Regions from separate parts of the Homo sapiens genome. Here regions 1 and 3 are each linked to region 2. The links are chromatin loops, found by intact Hi-C in ENCODE. Cell type or tissue: PC-3. All regions are shown on one strand.

Region 1 (8,000 bases), 240 kb after region 2:
TCCCTTGGGCCACTTTTATGTAGGTATTAATCCCATTCATGAGAGTGGAGCCCTCATGACCTATTCGTCTCCCCAAGGCCCATCTCCTAATACAATTGCATTGGGGATTAGGTTTCAACATATAAATTTTGGGGAAACACAAGCATTCAGTCAATGGCAACTGGGCTCCTGCTTCAGAGATCAGGCCTCTTCCTGAAGGCGATTATTTGGTTCTTTAGAACCTTTGGAACACTGGAGCACAGTCTTGTACAGTACCCAAGGTTTGACAATGAGTACATAAAAAAGGCATACATTTATGACACTTAAGTTTTTTACTAAGAACAAAGATAACTAAACCCTCTGATACTATACACTGGAACTCTTACTTGGAGTCTGGCAAAAATGGAGTTTTCAAAGCAAATAATCATATAACATCATTCCAACAACTTCTCTGATTTATATCTACAACATACATACACACATACATATATGTGTGTATATAACTATTATATATAATAAATAATAACTTTTGCATTAAGAACATGGACAATTCCCTATAAAATTTAGTTTAAAAAAGTAGGCTAAATTCTATCCACATGTATGCATGTATATTAACATATCCTGCACATATAAATTTCATATACATAATTTACTCTAGAAGGTTATAAAAATAATTATTGACAGGAAAAATAGGATATCTGTGACCATCAAAGGAAAACTCCTCAAGCGCTTGAAATAGGTTACTAAGCAGTAGAATAGATAGTATAGTTGATTTGTTACTTTTGACTATCGTCTTGACTATCTCATCTATGTGCTCAGTCTTAACATCTAGTTTTCCTAAGTTCTTATTGTCTTATTTTTAAAGAAATTAGTCACGTGTTCTTGGCTAGGTGGATATGAGAAGGAGAAGGGGGACTAATTTAAGAATTATCATTCATTGTGAATTATGATGTGCTAGGCATTGTGCAAAATACCCACCTGAATTTTCTTACTGAAGCCACAGAACACTTCCATCAGATGTTCCAATTACCTTTCTTTTACAGAAGAGGAAATAGAAACTTTACAGCGATTAAATAATTTGCCCAAGATTACATACTGTGAGAGAACTGTGATTTGAACTCAGAGCATCTGACTTTGCCATGGGTGTGTGGGTATATAGAAGCTTGTTAAACATTGGCAGGAGAGAAATTTTTTATAAGTTCATATTACATATAAAGAGAGTTAGGACCAGGTACCTGTCAAAACAAATCAGTTTTATGTGAAAATACTTTATAAAGAAGTTTTTTATTTAATATCATAAAATAATCAGCAGTGACAAAAATGTGAAATCAAATATTGAAAGACATCATCAATTTAAAATAATTTAATTTAGAATTTGTAGCTAATTATATTTAGCCTAGATAAATTTGACCTGTGCACATTTTTAAGAAAGGAGCATTGTGTGTAAAATAACCGTAGGTGATATCTTTAAAACTTGAAGAAGAATCTCTCCTGTGTGTTGTGACATTACTCCTTATTTACTATCATATGGTACTGCTAAATCCAAACAAATTTTGATACATTTATACCTGACCTCCTTATAGAAATATATAATAACCAGTTCAAATGATGTTGAGATTTTAAAGTAATGAAATGTAATTCATTAAAAATATTTAATAGTAGATATTCCCTAATATTAAGTAATATTTCCATCCAGTAATTCCAGATTAAGGAGGATTTATTATATCTATTTCAATCAGTGCCTATAATTTTTACTACTTTTGAAGAAATACTGGCATTAGTTAAGATGTTTCAATCGTAGGGTAAAATAAATGTTTATTTTCCTTTTACTATCATTCATTTTTATTAGCAGAAAATAATGTTACAGTATTTCTTTATTTTCAGTTTTATATTCAAATTGGTTGAAGGTCCAAGCACCTGAGCTACCTAGTATTCGTAAACTCAATATTATACATAAGTTTCTAAATTTGGAACATATTGTTCTCCTACCATCTAGGGGATTCTGTTTTATAGATAAGTAATAACTTGCTTGAACAAAATTACTAATGCCATTTCCAATGATGTTCTTGTTATGTTATAACCCTGACACCAAAAGCAATAGTTAGGGCTAAAGCACAGCATAGGTGCTTGTTCTCAGCCTGATCAAACAAGCTTAATTATGACCTCCAGATAAAGGTACTGCCATTAATCCATTGAATTATCACAGATAAGGCTGAGTCTTCCTTACTGTCTGATGATAAATCACAGCTAACAACAGCAAAGAAGTTAGAGCTCACATAGCTAATCCTTCGGAGATTTTGAATGGGCTGGTTCTCCTACTGTTTTGCATCTATTTATATTGCACTCAGAACCCCCAAATGGCCTCTGCTTATCTCCAGCTTTAGATAATTTATGCTTTTTGGTGTGTCACCTCACCGCTGAAGCTGTTATCAGGAATGATGAGGTTTAGGAAATCGGATCCACTGAAATGCTAATCCTCCTGCCAATTACTACACAAAAACAAGTTTTCTTCACTGATTTGCTTTTGTTTATTTGATACTGCAAATGTGGATTTTATGATTACAGTTTAGGACAATTGTTTAGCTCCAAAACAAAATAAGCATTTAATTTGACTAGCTTTCTCTTTTCACAAGAGTGGTTGGGCAATTTACACTGATTCAAATGGCCAGATGGTTTCCTCTCTGTTTGTCACTGACTAAATAGATGTGTAAATATTTTTATTTTCATAGAGGGCTGGTCTTGAGAAGAGAATTTGTTGAAGTCCCCCTCAGTGGTGGGCTCCTGCTCCAAGATGCACTCATCCTAATTTAGATTCTTTGATATAAAGTATCTTCTATGTGAAGCTTTCACATGGAAATATGATGCCTGTCTTGGAAAGTCATTAAGATAATTTTTTTCATCCCTTATTGCTGTCCAAGTTTTATGAAATCTTATCTCTGAGAATTTTATGAGGTTATTTGACTAGTAGTTAAATGTATTACTTTCCGGTGATATCAAACATTCCTAAATGAGTAACTATCAAGCCCATAAAATTCTCATGTGCTTATTAGCATAGTATAATGAAAATTTGAAATGCAAGGTTGGACTGTACTTTTAAACAGGCAAATTAAAGTCATACCTAGCTGTGTTTTCCAATTTATTTTTTCTCAATAAGATCTCTACGTTTCCAAGGCTTGGAAAGGATGAGGTCACCCAATTGTCGTGATTGATCACCAATTATTCAAGTCTTCTTGTGTTGACTATTGATGCCAGTTATTGAGATAGTAATCTTCAAAGTGATAAAGGAAGTTACAAAATTAATTCAACCTTGAGATTCCATTACACTTAGTGTCACCTAATAGAACATTTGATATTTTTAATCCTAGTTAAAGGCTTTCTCCCTAAGCAGATGCTGATGGCAGAAATGATGGAAAAGAAAAATATCTAACATTATAACTTCTGCAATTCTTTTTTTTCTTGGTATATTTCAGTGTAAAGCATTTATGTAGGTGGCTTCCCAGATGGCTCCTTGATTCTTCTATAGAAATGTAAGATAGGTATCTGTATTTTAACTTGCAAATGAAATGCTCATAAGACTTCTTCCGACATACATGAAAGCTTCTTCTCTTCAAAGACTAGTTTCTGTATTTTAAACATGTATTTAGAAAACCTTCTTAACTTTTTCTTCTAAGGCAACATAATTAAAAATACATATTGATTACTAGATACAAGCCGTTCCAAGAGCTACTTAAAACTGAATTTTAGGTGAGATTTAATATATTAGCAGATATTGTGAAGGTAAATATTAAATCACTGACCACCTGATATACCTCATTGTTTGTTTTATATTTATCAGTAGGCACATTCCTTTTGAAAGAGCAAGTCTGCTTTTATTTTTTATTTTGTTTTATTTTTATTATTTTCTTTAACAGCATGTTTTGAATATCCATTTCAAATTTCTCAGGTGCTAATAGACTCCCACTATGAAATTTTACCTGGTTTTACTGTTTCCAGGCATAAGGTAATATGACTCATTACTCAATGTAAATACACAGAAATAATTAAGCAGAGTTCTCAGATTTTTTGCTTCTCTATACCTGGAATGAAACTTTCAAAGAGAGGGAAGGGCAAAAGCACTCATCACTTTATGGCACAAGTAATTGTGGTGTCAACAGAAAGTCAGTATTTGACTTTAGAATGGGAGAAAATTTTTGCAATCTACTCATCTGACAAAGGGCTAATATCCAGTATCTACAATAAACTCAAACAAATTTACAAGAAAAAAACAAACAACCCATCAAAAAGTGGGCAAAGGATATGAACAGACACTTCTTAAAAGAAGACATTTATGCAGCCAAAAGACACATGAAAAAATGCTCATCATCACTGGCCATCAGAGAAATGCAAATCAAAACCACAATGAGATACCATCTCACACCACTTAGAATGGTGATCATTAAAAAGTCAGGAAACAACAGGTGCTGGAGAGGATGTGGAGAAATAGGAACACTTTTACACTGTTGGTGGGACTGTAAACTAGTTCAACCATTGTGGAAGTCAGTGTGGCGATTCCTCAGGGATCTAGAACTAGAAATACCATTTGACCCAGCCATCCCATTACTAGGTATATACCCAAAGGATTATAAATCATGCTGCTATAAAGACACATGCACATGTATGTTTATTGTGGCACTATTCACACTAGCAAAGACTTGGAACCAACCCAAATGTCCAACAACGATAGACTGGATTAAGAAAATGTGGCACATATGCACCATGGAATACTATGCAGCCATAAAAAATGATGAGTTCATGTCCTTTTTAGGGACATGGATGAAGCTGGAAACCATCATTCTGAGCAAACTATCGCAAGGATAAAAAACCAAACACCGCATGTTCTCACTCATGGGTGGGAACTGAACAATGAGAACACATGGACACAGGAAGGGGAACATCACACACAGGGGCCTGTTGTGGGGTGGGGGGAGTGGGGAGGGAGAGCATTAGGAGATACACCTCATGTTAAATGATGAGTTAATGGGTGCAGCACACCAACATGGCACATGTATACATATATAACTAACCTGTATGTTGTGTACATGTACCCTAAAACTTAAAGTATAATAAAAAAAAGAAATAAAAATATCTGCCACTTTATTTGGCTTTGATATGCAAGTGTTTGAAATTAACTGACATTAAGGCATTAAGGAGTGTATGCATATGTATATTCATCTCCATTCAATTATTCTCTAACATTGAAAACACTTTTAGTAATTTTATGTACCACAGCTCTTAACCAACTGCTCTATGCCAGAGTCCTAGTGGATATCATTCCCTTCATTCAGCATAAAACCAAAACAAAACACAAACAAAATGTGAAATAAACAAATGAAAACAGAATAATCTGCCTTCTTGCTGATAATGATGATTATTTTTTATAAGAATGGGAAACAAACAGAATAAAATAAATTAAGCTTAAAGGAGTTACACAATCCCAAGTTGTGCAATTTGGGAGGTTATCCTTAGTTTTTTATTTGTTTGTAAAAGATTGCTTTCTTGTACTACCTTTGCTCTCAATCACCATCTTCTCTCTCTTCATCTTTTATCTAAAGCTGTTTTATTTTCCCCTCTCTGATACCTTTTCCTCTGCCCTTCTATTTCCCAGAGATGTGGCTTTTCAAACTGCCTTGCTTCGTTAACATTTCACATATGGACCTCATGGTACAGATGCCTCAAAATGCTTTTGCTATGAAACTTGTTCTTTATGCAATAGTAAAGCCTTAAGTATATGAAGTAAAACGTGATCTGAATATGAGAAAAGTTAAGCATTTAAGGTTTTAAAATTATTTTTCTGGAAGGATGTGCTACCGTTATTATCCAACCTAGCAAAATTACTAAGCTATTCTTAGACAAATTTCTGTCAGCTGAAAGAGAAGGAGAAAGGGAGGAAGAGAAGAAGCGAAGAGGAAAAGAAAAGAGAAGCTGGTCTGTAAAGGAAAAGCATGGAATTTGAATATTCTATTTCACATGACCTAGATGAATAAGTCAGACAGTTATTTACCATTAAATAATACACAAAACTACCTAGATTGAAATTTTTCTCTACCTCAAGTTTGGATCCCTTAGGATCAATGAAAAGATTATTGAAAGCTCTTTATTGATCTCTCACATTTCTTAATTCTCAACACATTTACTGTTTGAACTACATAATTGAGGATTGGCTATATATTATTTTAACTATCACTCTTTAATTGTTTCATATATGTGAATTTTTTCTTCCCAAATAGATTCTGATTTCCTACAGCATGGGAATGCATCTTATTTTTTAAATATATTCGTTGCACTTAGAATAGTTGTGGGTCCATAGTCCTAGGCTATCAATGTATATTTGGGGATTTATTAAGATAGAGAGATCATAGGTGAAGATCAGGGTACAGCTGCTCAAAAGTGGTGTGCACAAGACACTCTGAGAGGTTGTGCTCAAGAATGATGTGTGTTTGTAAGAGGAATCTGACAGAGACAGCAATAAAAAGCATAAAATTTTATTTCTTTGATAGGCCAAGTGAGTCCATAGCCAGGCAGTTTGACAAGTCACTGTTGAACTGTTTAGTGTACATAACTCTTTGGGTCATCTGCACAATTTAAAGCAACTACCACAGGCACTAGAGATAATATTAGAGAATTTGGATTGGATACTTACTTAGTATTTCTTCATAGATACTTTTGGCAGTTTAAGATAGTGTTGTCTATGTTATGCAGAAACTATGTAACTATTTGGGTAGAGACCTTTAAAAGTATATTTAGACAGAGAAATGGGGACAGAACTTTTGACATTAGCCACAGAAAATGAGGATTTTTGTCATAAGTGTTTGCACCCAGTTCTTAGATTTGCAATAATTATAAAGTCAAACAAAGCCAAATGACTGCATGTTGTGATTTGAGTTAAACAAATAACTCAGGAAAGCATGGAAATCACCAGATATCTGTGTAAACTTGTGGTTTGTTTCCTGGTTTATGCATGTGTACTCATGTGAGGTGCTGACCCTGTTTTATAAAAGGCTGCTGGGAAAAAATAAAATTGGCTTTGGGTATTTTATTAGATTTTTTCAGAGGAAAAAAGTCCAAACCTCTTATAAATATTGCTGGTCTCTCTAAATCTGTGAAAAATATTAGAATAATCTAGAGCAAAATTGAAAGCCTTTGTGTGTGTGTGTGTGTGTGCACGTGTGTGTGTGTGTGTGTGTTTTGTCCTATTTTTTAATAGGGAAATCACAAAGGCAAAGACATTTCTTTGTATCTTACATTAATGTTTGGTGTGGAGACAGGGCTGTTTCTCTGGAGATTCTATTTCTCTTTCCCAATCTCTCTCACATTTATGTTCAGGAGATTCCAAGTTAAAGAGCAACCTTGAGTAAAGGAAAGGACCAAAAGAAGATACCAAAACTCAAGACACAACCTGGGAGAAATGGAGACAAAAAGACGCAGCTACTTTGATCGAAGGTTGTAGCTGAAAGGGACTTTAGATATCTGATACCCTCATTCTACAATGAAAGAAAGGGAGGCCCAGAACCTTTAAGTAAGTTAAACATACTCACACAAGTGGCCAATATAGAATTGGATCTCCTTTTCCTAGTTACTACTTCTAAGTCTTTTCCTCTAAATCAAAATGTCTTTCTTGTAAGTGATGTGCAAGGGAGAAGAGAAGTCACACAGTTTAAAACATCTTCTAGGCTTTTAAACTGCTCACACACACCTGAGCTTTGCCTATTCTTGTCTCTACTTAAGGCAAATCCCCAGCCCAATGTTCAAGTCCTATAATTCACTATAACTTAAAGTTGAACCACAGGCTACACAGCTAAATATGAAATATTGGTAACTGATTGAGTGACTACAGATTGGCTGGGAAAGTGAAACTAACTCCTATTTACCTCTAATGAAATAAGAAACAGACTGTTGCGTGTTGTGTAAATCGCTCTGTAGTGGGCCCTGTGTTGTTGATGATTTGTAAGCAGGTATTTAGACCTGTTTTTGAGGGAGCCCAG
Region 2 (8,000 bases):
ACACATACAATTTCACAACTAACTCATCTTTACCTTGTACAGGGTGGACTTGATTGTCCAGGACACCCAGAGGTCCTGTTGCCCCCTGGTGGTCGCTGAATTATCACAGATCTTGATACCTAAAAATCCTCTGGGTGAAGAGCTTAAAAATTACAACATGAGAAACCATGGAAGCATGTAGAAGTAATTTGAATAATTTAAGCCAGTTCATCCTATCAATCCTGGTGATTTATGGCAAAATGAACTGGAAGTAATGGAAGAAAAGAGCCTCCCCATGCAAAATCAAGTTTGAAAAAAAAAAAATCCACTAAGAGCACCGAACATGTGCTACTTGATTTCAGGTATAAAGTGCTACATTTTCCTAGCTACATTTTGTTATTTTAATATTACTTAAAAAAAGAGTAATTTGACTGAACACTTTTTAATATTTTAGGTGATTAGAAAATTTCAGTGGTACCTCAGCAATAATATTCAAGTGGACTCATAATTTAGATATAAATTATATTTTTATTTGTTAAACTGTCTGAAATTAACTTGGAAATTGTACTTAAAGAATTATAATTGTAATCTTCTGAACTTTATTTATCTGACTTCACAAAAGTGTGTGAAATTTTACAAAGGCACAAAATAAATTCTTGACTTATGGTTTGATTTCTGACCTCTGACTTCCTATACTTTCAGCTAAATCTGAGCTTAGAAAAATTCATGAATTAATATGTTTTTAATGAGTTTAGGTTATGCACATTTTTTACATTAGACTGCAAATAAATATTTTATATACACTACATAAATCATGTTAATGTAAATATGTAAATGATTTTCCTACACAGTGGAAAGATTGTTTATATTTTGACTGAAATCACAGAATCCAATTTTCTGTAATATCTGTTAACTAAGACATAATGCTTCTTTTCTGCTTATAATCAATTTCTTCTGCACAGTACCTTTTCTAATTCAGTTTAAATTACCCTTTTTCTGTGATGAACTTGCATTTTCACATTTGCCAGCTGTGAATGCATTTTGATGATAAGTACAAAAGTAGTGGGTTCAGAAACAGCCCTTTGATTTCATTGTTGTTAACTATTTAGTTTGACAGTCTTGGATTTGTAACATACTGAAATCTCCAATTGTCCCTTTGCCCTCGAATGGCCTGAATACTAGACACACACAGTATAACCTTTTCTTTCATTTGAAAATTCATAGAACTTATTCCCTGAAGTCATTATAATTTACTCCTATTTCTCTCTTAAAATCAGAGAATATTTCCCAGAGTTAAACAGTGAGGTAAATATTAGTATTGTAACAAGTTAAAACAAAATAGCAGGTGTACCCTCATTTAGAATGTGTCTTGAATTTGGACATTTCCCTACATGTACAGTCATGTGATTATTGGTAATTATACAAATAAATAATACAAAATGCATTAAAATTGGGTATATCTCCTTAGTATCTGAAGAGAGGCGTTTTTCATCTTTCCACTATACATTTATTATAGATGTTGCAACAGAGGGGATATAAAATTGAAATATTAAGGTCTTAGTCTCTGTTTCCATTTACTTAAAATTCACTAAATATATGTGGACGACGCTATCAACTTAGTTGTACAATGAATGCATAAAAATGTAAAACTAGTTTTCAGAATTATTGCTTTGGCGCACAGGTGTTGGTCTCATACACTATTTGGTATTGCTCAGGAAGACAAGTTCCTTTTGAATTCACTTTATATACAAACACATCGCATTATTAAAAATAATTGATTAGAAATAATATGCTTAAATCATAAAATGAAGCTAAAATAAATTGTAATGGTGTGAGGAAGTTCACCATTATGTTATTTTAAAATGAGAAAGTTTTGTATACTGATAATTTTTATGTCAGTGGCTTCATGTACAAATAGGTCTATATGCTTTATCATTAGTCAAATACAGTCGAGTGTAAATTTATATATTAATCATATACTGTATGCTGAACACTGTCTTCTTGACTGTCATTTATTTTTATTTAAATGCTCCGAATTCTTTGTCAATATATCTAGATACTACAAAAGAAAGAAGAGAAGTTTGAAAAACCTAAAAATCAGTATCACTGTGCAGCTATGCAGGGAGAACTGTCAGCAGCCTGGCACATGTGCATTTAATGTGAAGCTTCTTGTCTCTAAAAATAAGAGTAAAGTTACACATGCCCCTGTGTCTGACAGAGAGAAGGGACACAAAAAGAGGACTCACTATACCACCTACACTCATCAGAGGAGTGAAGGATGTTACTTCTTTGGTTTCCTGGTTTTAATGGAAAAGTATTTGTATTCACATCATTGAGTATTAGTCATTCAATAGATGAAAGGAATATTTTAAACTTTAAAGGCCACCTTGGTGTCATTTTAAGAAGTGGGGATGAGACCCTGGGGAAAGTGTTGAAATCCTGGAGAATTCGTTTTAACTATTAGAAGTGGTTTAATATTTGTAAGTTTGTAGTTCTGTGAGTTCTAAAGACTAAGTGCAGGGATTTATGTTTTTAACTCTTATGTTTTAGTTTACAAGTTTCATCCTTAAATCATCTATTTGTGTAAATAAAGCTTCATCTCCTCTATAACAAGTGTGTTCTCCCCATATTTTTTTTTGTCTCTTTCTAAGGTTAATCTATTACGCATTTACATTTTCTATGCATCCTTTAAGGGACACTGAAGATGCTTTTTGATACACTTTCTAAAATATTAAATAGGCATAATGGCTAGGAATATGTAACATTGAAGAAATGTTTCAGAAACTACAGAATCAAAGAGGTTTAAAGAATAAATTTCATATCTCTCTTCCATGTTATTTTATTAGGCAAATAAAAACTACAGGAGACAATTTAACATAAAATACAAATAAATATCTGGGGGTTGTCATCTTAGAGAACTCCCTACTATAAAAAGCAGAAACAACTCAATTTACTTTATATTTCCAGATAGAAAGGTTGGAAAAAGTTTGGAGCCTTATGTGAGATCAAACTTTGGATCTATCGGAAATAAAAGGAAATCATAAATGACTGAGAAATATTTTTAAAGGAAGAAATTATAGGACAAAAAAAGAAATTCATCTTAAACATGTGATCAAGTTACTCTGTGTGACCTTTGAAATTGAAGATTTGGCAATTAAAATTTTAAAGTTCTTCCTCTTATTACCTACCTCTTGAATACAAAGTGTCCGAAACTGCCTAATGGAAAACAGATTTCTCTACGCAGCCTTCCTTGCCGTTCGGGTTGAATGAATTCAACTGGAGATATTGGTTATGACTTTTTTTATTCTTAGTTTCTCTTTGAAAGATAAGCATTGAATAATTCCTGAAAATGGTAAATACTTGCGAAGAGAAAGGTCTTGCTTTATGAATTTAATACGTAGTGGCATTCTTTAAAATTCAGTGTAATTTATGCAGCGAAATGGAAAACTATCAAAGTGGAGGCAATCCAAGGAAAACCTTAGAAAATGATAAACGCGTAAAAAAACGATACGCAACCATCAGAAGGTTCTCTCCTAATGTCTCACTTCGCTCAACAAACTATGGTGAAAAGACAGGGCGGAGGAGAAGGGGCGCTTAAAACAAAAGACTTCCTTTCCCACTCCCTTTTCCTCTGTTTCTTTTGCCAGAGCTTGTTGCAAACTCTTGGAAACATTGTTTAAACATAATACACTTGGTTACTTTATTCTTTCAGGGATTGTGGTGGGTGGTACCTAAAACTGACGGCTCTTGGAGTAACAGAAAAAGAGAAGTAGAAACTTTTCAAAAAGGCAAAAAACAAAGTTACCCAGCCCGCGGAGGTTCTAACAACAAAAAAGTAAAACACACTTTACTTAAAGGCACAGCTCATTTCACTGTCCGGGCTCCGTGCTTGGTAGCTGAGAGAAGGCTTGCTTCGCCTCTGGTTTCTAAAAGATCGCGCGGAGTACAGCTATAGAAAAGAGTGTAAGTTGGGAGCGTTATTCTCGGATTTATTCTGCTACGCGAAAGCTGCGGTTGCTAAAAGCAGAGCGTCCAAAGCAGCACACACCTCGGCTACCATCCTCGTTCTCCTCTGAACATCCAGCGCGAGCTCAGAACCTGGAGGGAATCCTGGACCAGCAACCTGACTCCGCTCGGCACCGATTGGCTCCTGCCTCGGACCCCGCCCCCGTGGCCGGGGCGGCCATTTCGCCGGGACCCGCCCCTTGGCCCTGGGAATCGCCTCCTGGCAGGCCGGCTGTGCCTGCCACTCAGCCCGAGTGGCGGAGGCTCTCAGCTCGGAGCCCCGCCCCCTCCCCCCCTAATTGATATTATTGGAGTGTGGAGCAAGCGGCCGGTCTGCAGTCGGAGACTTGCAGGCAGCAAACACGGTGCGAGCGAACAGGAGTGGGGGGGAAATTAAAAAAAGCTAAACGTGGAGCAGCCGATCGGGGACCGAGAAGGGGAATCGATGCAAGGAGCACAATAAAACAAAAGCTACTTCGGAACAAACAGCATTTAAAAATCCACGACTCAAGATAACTGAAACCTAAAATAAAACCTGCTCATGCACCATGGTTTTTCAAACTCGGTACCCTTCATGGATTATTTTATGCTACATCTGGCTGCTCCGCTTTGCACACACAGGGGAGGCGCAGGCTGCGAAGGAAGGTAAGGTGATGGGAAAGCAAAGTTTGTTCTGACTTATTTATTTAGATGTCTACCTGCACAAGCCAGCTCGTCCGCGGCGCTGCCGGCCGCGCCTCCGGCGCCGGGCGACCCTCCCCCGCCGGCTCCCCGCCCCCTCACCGCTGAGGCCGCTCCTGGCGGACCAGCGAGCGCGAACCAGGGCTGTTCCGAGCCGCCTACAGCCCTGTGCCCGGAGCCGTCCATCCGACGGGTGCGGGATTTCTGGCGCGGGCAGTCTGGAGGGCGTGAGCAGCAACGGGGGTGGGGTGGGGTTGGAGGAACTGCCGGCGAGCTTATTTCTTAGTACCTCAGGCGGGTCACATCTCTCTCTAGCTCGGTCTTCCTTGTCTCCTTATTCGCCTTCTGTGGGAGCTGCGGCCAGAGTTGGGTTGGAGACTGGGAAATGCAGCCCCTACCGTCTCCGCCAGCCCGCCGGCGAGTGGCGGGAGCCCGGAGCCTTCCCAGAGGGACCGAGACTTCGATGAGCTCGGAAAGCTCGGGTTACTAATGAAGTGCTCACTGCGTCGGAGGCGGCGGCGCGGTCCTGCGGTTGGCGCTCGGCCGCCAGCACGGAACAATAACGCCGCGGAGGTGAAGCGCGGCGTGCGGCGCGCGACCCGAGGGCCGGGGATGTCTCCATTCAGCGCGCGCTGCGCGTCGGGCCCAGCGGTCATGGGGGCAGCGGCAGCCCAGCGGGCTTGGTCGGGCCGTGGAGGCAGGGGGCGGGCTGGAGCTGTGCAATTTGTAAGGATGCCGCCTGGGCGACTCAAAGTCCCCAATTATTTGCCCCATAGTGCAGCAATTGAGGAATCCGAGTGCCCAATCCTTGCCAAAGACCTGAACCCTGAGGGTTGGTTCTGGTAGGAGAAGGCAGGTTTTATTTGGCAAGCTGTTACAGATACGCCTGTATATGGTTATGTTTTCCTTCTTTGAACCTTTGACAGAAGGTAAAATACCTTTCGGTGCCTGTAGTTGGAGCTGGGGAAAAATAAACCCTGTCAATGGAAGTCTCTTGCTTTTGAGCAGTGTCACAATCCCATCCCCAACCCCCCTCATCCCGTCGCCCCCCTGGTCTTTCAGGCTGTGTATCTAAGTTTCATTTTTCGATCTGTTAAAAGCAGAAGAGAAATAATTACTTATTCCTGATGTGTAGAGGGAGAGGAATCTGTTATGAAATTTAGGTCATGGTGGTTATCGGGCGGGGTGTTGAGGGGACTTACATATAGGTCCTTGATTCATCTATTTCTGAAAACTTAGTGCACCTTTTCTTTATTCTCATCGTGCACTCCTCTTAGTTCGCTCAAGCCCCCCTCAAACCCGGCGCCAAATTCTAGTCCTTCTTTCAGCCTGACCTTCTGACCCCACTTTCCACATCTGCAACCTGTATAGATGCTGAACCCATTCAGAGAACCCCGTGCCTCCAAGCTGGCGGTTACGCGTTTGCAGAAGGACGGACATCTGCTAGAAACGCACGCTCATCCCCTCCAAAACCACATTTCTACTCCCCTGACGTTAGCGATCAGAAACCTTCAGCCCTGGCATACTGTGATTCCTCTGGAATAGCGGACCAGAGGAAAAGTTTGCACCGCCGCGGCGAAACCCCGCGCGCGAACACACGCAGACTCGGGCTGGAGTTTGGGCTATAAATAACTGCATCACTAGGGGGAGAGGTTCCTGCAGCCAGAATGTCTAGTTCTCTTTGCTCTTCTGGGTGCAAGCTACGTGAAGAGGATTCTGATTCTAAGAGCCTGAATTCTTTAGATGCAGAAGTGTGATGTATAAAAGGCGCGGGGGTGATGGGAGGGAGGGTGGTGATCTGTGGCTGGCGGGCGGCGAGTGCGCCCGGCTTCTAGGCGGCGACGCCTCTAGGGCGCAGCGGCGACCAAGAGCTGGCGTTCTAGGAGTTCACAAGCCCCGAGGCGGCCCGCAGTACCCAAGGGCTAGCGCTGGGAACCGCTTGAAGCAGGTGCCGGGCCTCCTGGGGCATTTGGGGGTGGCTAGAGGAAGATAAGAAACCCCCTTCCCTCACTTTCCTTGTGCACGTTCTCTCGGGTTGGTCAGTTATCATCGCTACAGGGAGCGCGTGTCAGAGTCTGACGCTTGAAGGCAAAGTGCAGCTGCTTACTTTTTCTCTCCGTAAATGCCGCCGCCGCCGCCGCCTCTTCCTCAGAGGAGATGCTTCCCGAAAGCCACTCTCCTCTTCCCGAAAGCCACTCTCCTCTTCCCGACTCCTTCTCGAGCGAGGGCGCCACCGGCTCCCTGGAGTGCCCAGGTCTGGCAGAGGCGTAATGGATGCTTGGCGCGGCTGGCGCGCCCGTCTGGCAGCCCCCGCCCCGCCCCTCCGACGGCCCCGCCCCAGCCCCGGGACGCCAGCCTTTGCCCGCGCGGTCGTTGCCTGGGTCTGTCAGGGCGCGCCCCCAGTCTAGCCCCTCTCCCATCACCTGTTGGCCCACAGGACTCCGGGGCGCGGAGCCCTGGAGTCCTAGGCCTGGCCCCCAGCGTCCGGGTGAGCCGAGGGACTGCGCCTCCGCGGGCGCAAAGGGAGGTCGGCACTCTGCTCCGAGCGGGAAGGGATACGCGCTCTTTTGAGGGTTTAACCAGAGAGCGGACCGAGCAGAAGAGAGACGCACGGATCACTTGAGAGCGGCTTCCGATTAAACGTTCTCGGGCCGGGTTCTGTTTTGTTTTAATTTGTTAGTTTGTTTCTCTCTTAACTTGGCCATCACTGCTGTCTGCTTAGGTCCCTTGCTTCCACCCCCAGGCTGAGCTGAGGGGTAGCAGAATGGCAATAAACAGTAATCTCGCAATGTTTATTTCACTCTCAGAAATGACCCAAGAAGGTCACCTGCATTTAAAATCCTGTTGTCTATATTCAGCACACAAGAAAAATAAAATAAAAATTAAGAAAGCATCTCAAAAAGAGTAGAGTACCTGACCACCCACCTTGTTTCCCTGTGCTTCATGTCTGTTGTTGAGGATAAAAATAAACTTTAAAAATTACTTTTTATATAAATTCGCTAGTCCAACGATTTATCGATGTTACAAGTTGAAATTCAAATTGGCATTTTGAAAGTGTTGTGGGTGTGTTTCTCATTTGAAAGGGAGTCAAATGTTTCTGATCAAGTTTTTTTTTTTCCTGTCAGTCTCCCTGAGAGTCTTAAGTGTAAAACACTAAACAAAGAAACAACAACAACAACAAAACAAAAATCCTGGGTCTCTATATCTATTTTCATTTACAGTGAGTAACTTTGACTAGTGTGAAGGAATTAAACACATAATCAACTGTTCCTTTAAACAGATAATCAGTTGTTCCTTTGTTTTCTTATCATAACACATTTTTGTCTTTCAAATAC
Region 3 (8,000 bases), 150 kb after region 2:
TCTGCGAAAGCTAAAAACACCATAAATGTTTTAACTAAATTATTTCGCCCTAAATATATATAACAAAGGCATGTGTTTCACATTTTCATTTTATATTACCTTAGAAGTGATTTAACTTTATAATATTCCACAAAGTACAATGTAGCCTCTATAAAAACAATGGAGCAAATTGAATTAAATTGAAACAGTTGGCTGTCAAATTGTCTGGTTGCAATCACAATTAAATATTTCCTCTAAATATTGTTTCTAGGATCAAAGGGAACGGACCTACTCAACAGTAAAAACCAAGTCTACTTCAGCCTCCATTAATAATCTGAAACCAGGAACAGTGTATGTTTTCCAGATTCGGGCTTTTACTGCTGCTGGTTATGGAAATTACAGTCCCAGACTTGATGTTGCTACACTAGAGGAAGCTACAGGTAAAATGTTTGAAGGTAATTATGCCTTTGGTTTGGATTCCTACTCTCAATAACTCTAGCATATATTAATATTTTTTTCAATATTGAGGTGATCATTTGCACCATCATAATTTTTACATTTACAAATAAATATATATGTACATATAAATGTACTTTGTAAAAGTTCATAATAATTTAACATTTGCTGTTTTGTTTAGCAATTTTAGAACCTTGTGATTTAAATTAGTTTCTTTAACGCATACAAGATTTATTTTTTGAAAAAGGTGAAATTAGAAACAGAAGCAGGACTGATTCAATTTGTGTATTGACACAAGATGTGTTTGTCGACCTCGAAACAATCTTATTCTAAGTGTGTCCATCAAAGCAGCTACTTCACAGAAACCCACAAATGAAGCCAGAATGTGTAGTGAGGTGGACAAGAGAAAGATGGTATCTAAGAACCTGTATTAATTTAAGTGAATTGCCCTTTAGCAATGATTTCAAAAATTAGAGTTCAGGAAGGTCTTAGAACTTGTTTTTATTTTTGTTTTTGACATTTTTCATTTTTGTTATGGAATATTTCATGCATACTAAGGAATCTATTTAAAGTAGATATGAAATATAAGGGAGATAATTAAATGAATATCCCTATGACCACTCATCTTAAAAATAGAATATAACCAGTATCTTTGAAGCCCCTTTATCATTTTATGTTTTACAATGCAACAAGATTATAGTAAAAATGCATGTGTATATATAGTGTATAAGAAGTAAGCAGATATATCTTGGGATGGATGTCCCCATTTGCTGTCAGAGTCCAAGTTCAGAACACCCTGAATACCACTGCTGTTGCTCCTCCACAGAGCTGATGTCTCAGTACATGTTTCTATATTTTGGAGTTTTGATTCCTCCTGATGTTACTGCTCAGGCACATGGTTTACCCAGGTGTTATCTCTTCTCCTTGCCAATCCAGCCTTCCTCCAAAATTCTAATCAAAATTAAGTTGGAAAATATTATATGACTTTTCTCAATTAAAAATATTTAAACAAATTAAATTAATATTTTGATTAAAGAATTATTTTGGCTTTAAAGGAAGAATTGTATAGATCTTCAAAAGGTGGAGTAAATTGATAAATATCCTTTGCATTAACTAATGTTTGTAAAGTTTGCTAGCAGTATTATTCTTCCACATATTTTGTTACATTTTAAAATAAATCTGTAACTCTTATAGCCACAAATAATAAAAACGTATGCTGAAATCATTTTGACATATAAATCATTCACATAGAGTTGTAAACATAAAGGCATCAGTTTAAAAATTTACTACATAATTTGATGTGGTAAACTTAATACCATTATTCATGATTATTCTTTTTAAATAGATTATATAAGATCAAGAATCAGCATATCAAAGTTTAGTGTCCCCCAAAACATTAAAGCATTTTAAGTTAAGATTTCAACATTTAAACATTTGAGTGGTTAGTGTTAAAATGTGCTCTAGTAATTTTCAACTCAGATCTATATCATAATATCACCCTGTAAATTCAGATATAATAAGATACTTCAAATTATGTTTTTCATCTTTTAATAAATAGTTTAAACTTAAAATGTCAGTTATCTCACATTTACCCAACCATTCCTTATTATTTAAAAACACTTTTAGATTTCAAAAGTTTCAAGATGAATTTATGCCTTTTCCTGACTTTGTAAATTGAGAATATTAAACCAAACTATCATTTAATGTGTGCTGAGATTCATAGATATCATTTTTATTATTTAAAAAAGAAGTAACCAAGACTCAGAGATTAAAGTAGTGGAACCTGAAAGATCACATGAAATGTATGTTAAGAATGGATTTTTGCATTAGAATTTAGTGATTTTTACTATCAATATATTCTCTCCTACTGGAATGTCAAGTTGATGAAAGAAGAATCCATATGTCTTTTTCTTACTGTTGTCTTGCCAGTGCCTACTATGGTTTCAGGCACAGAAGGCACTCAGTAAACTAGCAATAAATGAATACTTCACACTGATCAACATAGAGTGAATTATTAATATCAATCAGTATCAGTAGAGAGCTGCCTGGTTTCAAATCTCTCTGCTCTGCCATGTCCGGTTATAGGAGTTTGGATGAGCTGGGTCTCTGTACCCTAATTTCTAGTATAGTAGTACTCAATTCACAAAACATTCTGAGGTTTAAGTTAAATATACAAAATGTCAAGGAGAGCCCCTATCATGGAAAGTCTTAAGTGTCAGCTGTTATTAAACACAGCCTTTCTCAAAATTTTCCATCCCAGGAGCCCTTTTACTATTAAAAAATGTTGGGGATATCAAAAAATGTTTTATATTGGTTATATCAATTAATATTCACCAAATTAGAAATTAAAATGGAAACTTTAAAAACACAAGAACACACAAACATTTTATTAGCCATCAGAGTCATAGTATTATCATGTCATATACCTTCTGAAAATCTTAACTGCATTCATAAGCAAGTGAGAGTAAAAAAGTCAAATAACATCTTCATATTATATGAAAATGACTTTGAACTTGCAGACTCTATGAAAAGTTCTTGAGGACTCTCAGAGTTTTCCAGACTACTCTTTGTGAACCAGTGAGTCAGCATAAGGTACTATGCTAAGAATTAAGGAGGCACAGAAACACACAGTTCATGATCTTTATTAAAAGTTCAGTGAAAGACAGGGACAGGTACACAGATTCTGGCCACACAATTAAGCAGTGGTGGAATGCATGGTCCAGTGATATCACCATGTCAGGGAGCAGTGACTTGCTGTGCCAGAAAGCAGGTCAGAAGGTAAGATGCAGCCTAAAAGAAGTCACTTGAGCACTGTTTGTAAAGAGAAATTTGACAGTCTCTTCCATTGCACATACATCCTAAAATCCCCTTCTGTGCAGTATCCTATCTACTGTTTCGAGTTTTTAAACCATGACATTCTGTTTATAGCCTTAGCAAATTACTTTTAATATGTATTGCCCTGAAATAGATGAAAATATTAACCATAATGTCAACTATGGAAAGATTAAAGTACGACCCTGACAATATACAAAAATGTATAAATAAATATGCACAAATTCTGATTCATCATTCACCTGAGTTCATTTTTCTCATTAGAGTTCTCTTTCTGAAGCTAAGGGAAAAACTGAGCCTAAGACAAGCAGAGAATTAGGCCCATGGGACACATCGGTTGAATGGAAAGAATTTCATAACATATGTACATAATTTTTTCTTCCTCATGACTGGAACTACTCCATTCTTTTTCTTTCTTAAAATGTACATTAAAAAACAGACTAAAAACAAAAAATAAGCAAATTTTTAAAAGACTTGAAGTCATCTTTTCTCTGTTGTGTGATAATAGGCTGTAATTCAGAAATTAGTATTTGAAAGTTGTTTTCTTCTTCTGTTTTTTTAACCTTTTTAAGTTCCCTCAGGGAGCAATTCAGCAGGTGATAAATTAGAGAATGTGTATAATCTTCTTTGTTCAGAAAGTATCTATTAGACCAGAGCGATTTTTCCTGTTTTTCAACACAGGAGCTATCTCTTGTTAGCATAGGTATACAAAATTAAGAGATAAGTTGTCAAAAGGAGACAGACAAACTAGAGAAAGGCCAATCTGAAAAAAACTTTATACTTCCTATTGTGGCAAGATATGTTTTGCCTTCATATGAATTACTTCTCTAGAGATCTAGTCCCTTGCCATCAACAAGAAGGAATGGTATTTCCCATCCTGCCTTAAATTAAAGATTGCAGCTCTTGATTGTTTCAGAGATAGCAAATTATATTAGTTTGACATTATGTATTTTATGATATTTGCAACTGGATCATTTATTGGAATATTCATTTTCATTGTTTCATATGTCCTTGATGATTTTATAAAGTCTGTATTGCTACTGAAAATATGAAACTCTGGGAAAATATGACAATTGTGAATCATCATATAAATAAAACTTCACTAGTTTGGAAAAATGGAAGTGATAAGTGCAAAAATTCTATATCAGAAGGTGTTTTAAAAGACATGCAAACATGTACTTCTTCCCAAAGAGACTGTCAGAAAAGTTCAGCCAGGTTTGCCTTAATGAGCATAGAAGAATTATTTAGTATTGTATAGGAAGGGTTTGCAGTTAGGTAATGATAGTGTTTTTTAAAGCACTTGCAGAAAGTTTGCTTTTTCTAAAATAGGCTAGCTACTTTGTAATCTTAAAATATGAAATGTGTTTACTCATACTTCATGAAAATTAACACAGACAATGTGGCTCATCTTTTTCCTGAATTATAGTGGACTATAAATTTATGATGTTTATGATTACATGATGCTTTCCATTTTAATTGATGATATGAGAGATAAAGCATTTAATGTGTGTTAAGGTACTTCAAAAATACATGAGGTATGTATTTTGGTTCTGATTTCACATACCAAAAAACAAGACACAAAGGGATCAAAATCAAATGCCTTGCTGAGGAACAATAGGGATTTAATAGCACATGCAGATCAGATGTGTCTATCTCTTGATTTATAACTAAGCTTTCAACAACTAAGCAGGAATATAATCATTCAATAAGGCATTTATACGTTCTTTTGTAGCTGATAAATGGAAAATATGTGAAAGTATTGTCCTTACAAGTTCTTTAAAAGGCAGAAATAAACATTTATTTAAATTTACTTTGTTACAATATAATGCAGTTATTTAAAATTATAAAGAATTAAATAGAAAAGATAACTCTAATTTTATTTAACCTTTCAAGTTCTTGCATGGTGTCAAGTATTTCTGAGCCTATTTCCTCTGTTTACAGCTACAGCTGTCTCCAGTGAACAGAATCCTGTTATTATCATTGCTGTGGTTGCTGTAGCTGGGACCATCATTTTGGTGTTCATGGTCTTTGGCTTCATCATTGGGAGAAGGTAGAACACAAAGTTGTTCTAATCTCTAACATAAAATGTATTGTTTTTTAAGAATTATGTCAGCCTATTACTTAGTGTAATAAAATTTTAAATAGTAAATGCAAACATTCTTTGATATAAAACATTAAAGGTCAATAATGTGTCATTCCTTCAAGATCAAAATGGAATATGAGTTTGATCACTGCCTTTCATTTAAAGAGAATGAGTATTGCAGTTTTTATTGGGTGAATATTTTTGCTTATTTTCAGAGTTAAGTTTTCATAATAAATATAGAATATACCTGGGGAAATGTTTACTCTTTTAGCTATTAAATGTTTGTGGACACCATTTAAAAAGTTTTTCTTTTCCAGAAAGAAATATAAGTAAACATTCACCTGTGACTATTTGTGACTCATGAATATTTTTGTAAATTGAACCTTGTGGATTCAAATCATACTGAATTTTGTGTATTCAATCTAAATGTATTTTTTAAAATGTTCCTTTTACATTTTCTCACACAAAAAGTTTGTTTTCTTTGCAATTTTAATCGTGAATCGCTATATTATTACTAAATGGATTCATAACTATGAACAGTAAATTTAACTCTAGTAAGTTGTTGAGTAACTAAGGTACATTGTACTGAATATTAAATATATAAAGTAAAATGACTGAGATTGTCACAAATTTGCTTTCTTCAAGGCACTGTGGTTATAGCAAAGCTGACCAAGAAGGCGATGAAGAGCTTTACTTTCATTGTAAGTGTTTGGCTTTTCTTTATTATGATGTACCCCTATTAACAGAAAAATCTGGTTATTAGCATTGGCATTAACAAAGTCCTCATGCATCATGCTTGAAATTATACCATGAGCTCAAAATGTTGCTTTAAAGCATTTGAATCAGATGTTTAGAATTAAAATCATGTGATGTGAATTTGAAAAAATAAAATATGTTCAGAAATGTCATATAATTGCAGGATATTCAGCTGCTTTTACATCACAATGTTTCATTTTGCAAACTTTGCCCAAGTGTTTCTTACCATCCTAATAATAATACATTAAAGGTTGCATGTGCCCCTTCTCTAGCTAAGGAATGTCATGTCAGGTTACAAAGATAGGCCCTTTTTTAATCCAATGAGTGATGCTACCACAAAAGGCTAAATTAAGGAGCCTCTTTCTCTTCAGCTACTATAAATTACCTATCATTGATAGATATTTCATAGGACATAAATAGTATAATAATAAGATTCATACTTCTGATGTTTTCCTATGGATTTGAGTTAGCTTATTCTTAAAAGTTCATTTTAGAAATCATATTTAGAAGAAAGCTTAGGGACCCAAATAAAATAGATGCCTATCTGCATTAATCTTATTCTTGTTGCAATGAAACAAGATGGCATGTGAAAATGAGAGCACTGAGAGTAACTGTTATTACTTTATGTAGGCAAAATCAAAACCTAACAACCAAATTACTTCAGTTATGATAGTTGATGATGTTCTTACCTTTACCTATTTTCCCCATTTTTAATCCTTAAGAATATTAAAAACCAATTTTATTATTATTTTGTAGTACCCATAATCTTTGGCAAATGTTCTCATGTGTAGATAAATTTCCCATGACATAAGATGTAAGAATTGTATCTTTTGTTGTGTTATTTATTAGATTCTTATGTCAATATCTGTGAAGATACTGTCCTATACCCATCCTAAAGTCATAAGAATATCAAAGCCTCCATCAAGAATTTCTAATACATTTTAGATTTTCTTTGTGATACTTTTTTTTTAATAAAAAAGCTCAAATGACAATGTGTGGTTTAAATACACAAATTGTAAATGCTCTTATCATTCCTAAATTTTCTCAATGTGTTTGTATTTTTGAACCAACAGTTACCTTTAGTTTTCAAAACAGAAGTGCTTTTATGTAACACAAATACAAATTGAATAAGAAATTCTCTTGAATCTCAACCTCTGATGATAAGAAGGGCATGTGGGGTAGTACAATTTACTACAAATTGAAGTTAAATGTATGCCCGGAAGTGGCTTTATTATAAAGTTTAATATTCAAGGCCTCTTACTTTCACAGGCCTTTTTTAGGCCCTGGGAGTGCTGTAGCAAATTTATGTATATAATCATGTATTCTTTCCCCTAAAAAAAGTATCCCAAACTGTATATGGGGTAAGCCTCAAAAAACTTAATATACCCCTGAATATGACTGAATATGTGTGTTTCTATACCCCACTTGGGATTATTTGATATGCCCCCAATGTCAGAACTTCCTTTTGCTAATCTGGCATTAATTTTCCTGCGACAAGCCTCAGTGAAGAGAGAACCATAGGTAGTTTATAGCTAGAGGAAATAGAGAAAAAAGTGGAGGTTACCTTTTTTTGTTTCTATTTAATAACATGTGAGAATATTTTTAACACTTCCCCAGACAGGAAGGAGCAGATCAAAACTTGAATGCCTAAATTTTATTTCTAGTGTAGAATGTATATAGAAGAGTAATATAAGACTGTAGTTCCTGAAATCCCTGGTCCTGCCCATATGTGAACAATTTAATGGCACAATTATTTAATATTACCATAATCAGTATGTCACTTTTCTTTTATTTATTGAGCATATTTGAAATATCCCCCAGTGATCACATACACCAGTTTATTTACTTTTAACTTGCAGGTTAATGCAGAAGGTCAGTTGAAACATGGCTTATC

What was found. Peaks named below come from ENCODE experiments on the same cell type or tissue, not always from the same donor. Only the 100,000 strongest peaks of a DNase experiment are listed, where the experiment ranks them.
Region 1: it touches region 2 in a loop (8-fold over the local background); 2 of 110 quality-filtered maps call a loop at or near these places.
Region 3: a loop joins it to region 2, with 6 times the contacts of the local background. A loop is called at or near these places in 3 of 110 quality-filtered maps.

Annotation. Positions count from the first base shown.
Region 1 is chr6:93,178,116-93,186,115 of GRCh38, reverse strand. No RefSeq gene overlaps it. Among named protein-coding and RNA genes, the nearest start is that of EPHA7, 240 kb to the left of the region's middle. In PC-3, no CTCF peak of the experiment used is centred here; no DNase peak of the experiment used is centred here; H3K27ac peaks cover 1,002 bases.
Region 2 is chr6:93,415,874-93,423,873 of GRCh38, reverse strand. EPHA7 (EPH receptor A7) reads left to right here and starts at 4,315. Exons shown (of 17, transcript NM_004440.4): 1 at 4,315-4,629. The coding sequence starts at 4,533. RefSeq lists a silencer at 4,068-4,267. In PC-3, a CTCF peak has its summit at 107 (motif pointing left); a DNase peak (open chromatin) is centred at 4,193; H3K4me3 peaks cover 4,954 bases; H3K27ac peaks cover 439 bases; H3K27me3 peaks cover 4,096 bases.
Region 3 is chr6:93,261,911-93,269,910 of GRCh38, reverse strand. EPHA7 (EPH receptor A7) reads left to right here. Exons shown (of 17, transcript NM_004440.4): 7 at 251-434; 8 at 5,209-5,317; 9 at 5,996-6,051. Among named protein-coding and RNA genes, the nearest start is that of EPHA7, 150 kb to the left of the region's middle. In PC-3, no CTCF peak of the experiment used is centred here; no DNase peak of the experiment used is centred here; H3K27ac peaks cover 1,094 bases.